Regions from separate parts of the Mus musculus genome. Here region 2 is linked to region 1. The links are chromatin loops, found by intact Hi-C in ENCODE. Cell type or tissue: left cerebral cortex. All regions are shown on one strand. Each heading gives the region's core, and the rest is flanking DNA. Links, peaks and the distances in the headings are about the cores only.

What was found. Peaks named below come from ENCODE experiments on the same cell type or tissue, not always from the same donor. Only the 100,000 strongest peaks of a DNase experiment are listed, where the experiment ranks them.
Region 2: a loop joins it to region 1, with 4 times the contacts of the local background. A loop is called at or near these places in 1 of 42 quality-filtered maps.

The regions. Positions count from the first base shown.
Region 1 is chr11:12,469,559-12,472,480 of GRCm38, reverse strand. No RefSeq gene overlaps it. Among named protein-coding and RNA genes, the nearest start is that of Cobl, 6.1 kb to the right of the region's middle. In left cerebral cortex, for the core only: no CTCF peak of the experiment used is centred there; a DNase peak (open chromatin) is centred at 1,162.
Region 2 is chr11:12,409,955-12,412,876 of GRCm38, reverse strand. All of the region lies in intron 1 of Cobl (cordon-bleu WH2 repeat), which reads left to right. Among named protein-coding and RNA genes, the nearest start is that of Gm30596, 27 kb to the right of the region's middle. In left cerebral cortex, for the core only: no CTCF peak of the experiment used is centred there; a DNase peak (open chromatin) is centred at 1,619; H3K27ac peaks cover 257 bases.

The sequences.
Region 1 (2,922 bases), core at 169-2,668:
CGACCAAAGAAGCATATATTAATTAAATCTCATCAAAAGCGTGCTTCAAAGGACAAGAATGTCAAATGAAAAGCCTGTGGATGGGAGATAATTGTTCAAGGTACATATGGATCATAAGGGGCTTGTATGAAGAATGTGTAATGAAGTCTTATACGAGTGACCTAATTTAAAAATGAGTAAGAACATTTGAATTATACATCTCAAAAGAGATATATAAACAGACAATAAGCACATTGTGAGGCTCCACATTATTCATCACAATGTAAGGTAATATAAAAATGCCAAAAGATACCACTTTGTACATATTAAGATATCTCTAATCAATAACTGTCAGCAAGCAATGTCCAGGGTATGAAGAACTAGAATCCACATCCGCTGCTGGATGGTTTGTAAACTAGTGGAAAACAGCTTTGTACTTCTTCAACAGAACCCTGGAAGGAAAAGCATGGGATAACCTATTGATCTGACAATGCTTCTTAGGTATATACCCAAAGACACCCCAAAATATACATCCACACAGAATTTTTGTAATATGTAGCCATGGCAGGGGCATTCATAATGTCAAAAAGTAGAAATCCCCTCAATGTTTATCAATTGATCAACAGTTAAACTCTGTGTGGTTTGTCCATGTGATACTGTTTGAGTGTTTAAAGATCAGGTAACAACACACATGCGCTATAGTGTGAATAAACTTTGATGATATTATCGATATTATCCTAAGGAAAAGAATCCAGTCATGAAAGACTGTGTTGTAAAGTTCTATTGTCCAGAATAGGTGAATTCATAAGGTAGATTAATGGCCCCAATAAGGAATGTCAGTAGATACAGGGTTAATTTGGGGGAGGGGACTACAATGTACTGAGATTAGATGGTGATGGTTGTTATACAAGTCAGTGTACATACAAACCCTACTAAACTGAATTTTTTATTTCTTTTTTCTTTGTATGTATGTATGTATGTATGTATGTATGTATGTGTGTGAGTGTGTGTGTGTGTGTGCATCTGGAGGCCAGAGGTCAACTTTTTATGTCATCCTGTAGTTGTCCTTCACTATATTTTCTTGAGAAAAGACCTTTCATTTGGCCTGGAACTGGCTGGCTGGCAAACTTCAGAGATTCGTTTCTATTCTCTAGCACTGGGATTCTAAGTATGTCTATGCTGGCATTTTTCCTCCTCTTCCTCCTCCTCTTCTTCTTTTGCCTAGATCCTAAATATCAAGCCCAGGTTTTCATGTTTGCTGAGCTGCCTCACCAGTCTAGATTCATTAAAAAGGTTTGCTTTTGTAGAAAAGGAACTATATTTTCAATAAAAGAAGAGCAATCTGTACAAACATTTGACCCATCATCATTAAATAATGATACCATGTAAAATATTTCTATTTCAACAACCTGATTCTGCTCTGTTTACTATATGACTCAGCCCCAGAGGTTTTTGTGGTGGAAGCCTTGTCCCTAATGTACAAGTGTTGACATACTGGGATCTTTAAAAGTTGATTAGCCCATGGATTACTGTTCTTAGAAGGGATTCATGTAGTTCTTTTAGAACCAAGTTTATCTTAGCTAGAGCACGTTATTGTAAAAGAATAAGTCTGGTCCCTCCCTTCATTCATTCCTCTCCTCCATCTCTCTGCTCCTTTGTAATGGAACAGCATCCAGCATGTTGTGACATGGCCAGGAGATGCTCTTCGTATTAGGCAATATAATCTTGAAATTTTAGCCTCCAAAGCTGTGAGATAAGCAAACCTCTGGTTTTTTATACATTACCAAGTATCAACTAACGTTATGAAGCAAACAAAACAGGCTAAGACAGGCTGTGCTAGCTGGCCCATGAGTTGCTGTAACAGAATGCATGACAGAACGGAATGTAAGAGAAGGAGGATTTCTTTTGCTCATCGTCTGAGGTATGTCATTTCTTTTTGGTGGACAGGCCATGGTGGAACAGCACAAATCCCACCATAGCAGCTAAAAAATAGAGATAGAGAATGTCTACTCTTAGCTTGTTTCTCCTTTCTGGAAATTTATTTCATTTAGAGAGACAGTGAACTCAAAATAGATTCTCCATTCTTAACTAACTACCCTTCTCTGGAAAAGTCCACATAGACACACCCAGAGATGCCATGACCCAACCTCAGCATGGAGAGGGGTTCTGAGAGAAGGGGTGTCTGGGAGTGGTGAAAAGAAATGACCAGAAGTAAAATTGTGGATCCAAGTTGAAGACTTGTGTTCTGCTTGATCCAGCTTTTCCAGTCTACTTCTCTCTATGCTTTGCTTTCTCTCTGGAGATTTCTCTGTCCATGTTCTGCTTGCTTGCTATTCTAAGAGATCTCATTGTCCAGGTCTTGCTAGCTTGTGAGTGTGTGCACTCCTGTGTGTGTGTGTGTGTGTGTGTGTGTGTGTGTGTGTGTGTGTGTGTGTGCGCCTGTGTCTGTCTCTCTGCTCTCCAAGCAGTTCTCTTTAATCCTAAAAAATTCTCTGGATAGCTCATCTCTTGCAGAACTTGGGTCCTGTCTCTTATTTTACATATGAAACCCATCATTTACTCCAGGTTTCCTTTAAATTATCTTGTGAATCAGCATCAGGGTCCCTTGACCCCAGCTCTTTGATTCTCAAGAGAGAGCAAGCATACATTTCTTTTTAAACAGTGTAAAAGAATTCAGTGATCTGTCTGCTTTTGTTAAACACAATTGGTAAGGTAGTTGGTTGGGACCCTGCCCTGAAATTATCATTTCTACCACACTCGGAAAGTAACCTTGCTCTGTCCTAAGCTGACCTTGAACTCAGGAATCTGCCTGCCTTTGTATCTTTCTGACAAGCTAGCCCATAGTGTACATGCTTTTGTTCCTTCAGATTCATGAAGCCCCTCATAATTCATATTGCATCTTTATATTTTGCATAGTTAAGAAATTATATACTTTTAAAGTCA
Region 2 (2,922 bases), core at 249-2,748, 60 kb after region 1:
CATTAATTCAGGAACTTGAGATTTTCTTCTTAGTTTCATAAGGGACAAAGATAACAAAGCATAGCTGTATAGAATCAGAGTGAGTGTATTTCCACGTCAGTGATCCTCGCTCTTTTACAGTTGCTTGGGACCTTCAAGGAAGGATATTTTTTAAATAAAAATAATAGTCATTATCAGATCCAGCTATATAGTATTTTACATACAGCTATCAGTTGTTTTGTTGTTACTTCAGTTTGGGTCTGGAATGTTCCCCAGACCCATGAGTTTAAGATCTCATCCTAAAGTGGGGCTTTTGGGTGGTAGAATCCAGTGGATGGAAGTTCTATGGTTGAAGTGTGCCTTCCAAAGAGATTTGAAGATTCCCACCTTCTGGTTCTCTCTTTTCTTCCTATCATGATGTGATCAGAACTAAGCATCCTCAATTACTAGCTTCCACCATTAAGAACGGTGCCAGCACAGGCCCAAAGCCACAGAGCCCTGCAGTCACAGGGTGAGATTTCTGAAACAATGAAACAGAGAACTCCTATCTTCATTATCTTGCTGTCACAGCTGCAGTTGTCAACTTGACATATCTGGGAAATGGGAGCATCAGTTGAGGTGGGCAGATCTATTGAGACTTCATTTTTTTTTAGTTGATAATTAATGTAGTAAGGTTCCACCCACTGTGGGTTGTGCCATCCTAGGGAGGTGAGGCCTTAGCTATATAAGAAAGGAAGCTGAGTAAGCCAGAGGGAGCAAACTAGTAAGGATCATTCCTCTATGGACTCTGCTTCAAGATCCTGCATCCAGGTTTCTGCTTGAATTCCTGTCCTGACTTCCCTTAGTGATGGACTGTGACGACAAAGAGTAAGCTAAACAAATTCTTTCTTCTCCCAAGTTGCTTTGCTCATGTTTATCACAGCAATGGAAGGCCAGCTAGGACAATTGCATATCTCAATTATTTTTCCTGTGTGGTGGAAAAGGCAATTAACAGCTGTTAAACTTAAATCTCACTACTTTACCTGATATTTAATTGAATTATATAATTATAGTCACATGGACAGCAGGTAGTAATAAACTTCTGCACACAACCTGCTCTGTTTTATCAGTTATCATAGTCAGCTAATAGGAGGAATGGCCAGCCATTTGTTCGGTGATGGCTTTAGGGGACTTTGACTTTGCTTACTAGAGACAGGGGAAGCTGTGTTTGTTGACTGGCCATATATGGACTTTGGTCCAGAGAATGCTCATTCTGTACTTGATTTGATAGAGCTAGAGTTCATAGTCAAACCTACCCATATGCAGAGAACATGAGCCTCCTCTCAGGGCTAGGTCTGATGGCTCCTGTGACTCCTGGGTGCAAACTGCAGGATGGTCAAAGTGCAAAAATAAATCAGTTTTCACTGGGAAGCAAAGTAAGAAGAAAGGAAAACATCGAATAAGAATAAAAGCAGTGACAGAAATGTGGGTGTGTCCTGCATAGAGAAGTGACATTGCAAAATGAATTTCATTGAGAAAATGTAGTCATTGTTATCTTTATGTAATTCAGATGATCTACTCTTGAAAAATCTAAGAAAGTCATTTCCGGATTTCTTGTTCTGCCTCATTGAAAAATGTGATTCATTATATAAAAATGGGCTGCTACTGTGCTTCCTTTCTAGGGTTTTGTTCTGTGGAGCACTTAATGAGAATGTATTTTGGGGAATGCTCTGTGCAGGTTTCGCAGCAGATTTTCTATCTTGTTTATGGTTTTCACATATTCTTTTCTCTAGCAAAGATTCCATTGCAGGTTACAGGGCCCATGTTTTCCTTTGGTTAGTTCCTAGAAATAGAGCCTTCCTCTCACCACACTCTTAATCCTGTGGGTCACAAAGAGCCTAACATTTGGCTGGGTCTGACCCCAAGTAGCTCAAGAGAGATGACAGGAATACACATTGGTTCAGAAGGTGCCTCATTTAAACTAACTGGATATGTACAGAGGCAGACTTAGATAAGCAGGCAGATGACTCTAGCAAAGGGTATGTTTAGGAATCATAATCAACCCAGTTTATTGTAGCGTATATTAGAAATATCAGATCATTGAGCTTCTACTTAGTCAACTTGGAAGAAGTAAGTTATTTTTTAAATTGAGCTTTCATTTGTAAGTTCTCTATAGCTTTGGCCAGAAAAAAATACATTTCTTAAAACACACATATACAAATATATGTATGTATACATTGCTTTCGGCACACACACATATATGCATACCTTTCTCTCAAGACACACATGACACATATACATCTATGTGTATACTTTTCTTTCAACATACTTAGACACAAATACACACACCACCACCACCACCACCACCACCTCCCTCTAGCTGCCCAGGACTGTCTCAAATTTAGAACTGGGGAAAATGAACTTTTATGTCCTTTACATTTTACAACTCCCCCAAAGGAGAAATAGCTTTATCTACCTTTTATAGCAAGAGGTCAAGAGCCTCAAGAGGTCTTGTAGCAAAGGCCAGTGTGGATCTTTGAGAGGGAGAAGAAACTGGGAGTCCCACATGGGTATCAGACAAGTCAATGGTAGCAAGAAGGCAAATGCCTCTGAAAGAAGTAGAGAGCACCCTCACTGTATTTCTGGGTCAAATTTGGAATAATTTGAAGGATTTGTTGGCTACTGGTGTTCAAGTTTTAAATCCTATGGTTTTTCAGTGCAGAGAAGAAAGAATGTGGCATTCCTAATTTAGTAATGAAGGACGTGGGCTCTGCAAGCTCATATGATATCTAAAGGTGTTTACAGACCTTGTAAGTCGACAAGACCTAAAGACCCCATGTACCTCTGGTTTATAGAGGGGCTAGTCTGAGCTGGTTGGGATGAGCTTTTGTGATGTGCTAGGTCCTAATGGTGTGGACATGAAGTAGGCATGGGATCTAATCCAGGTCATTTTGTGAATACCCT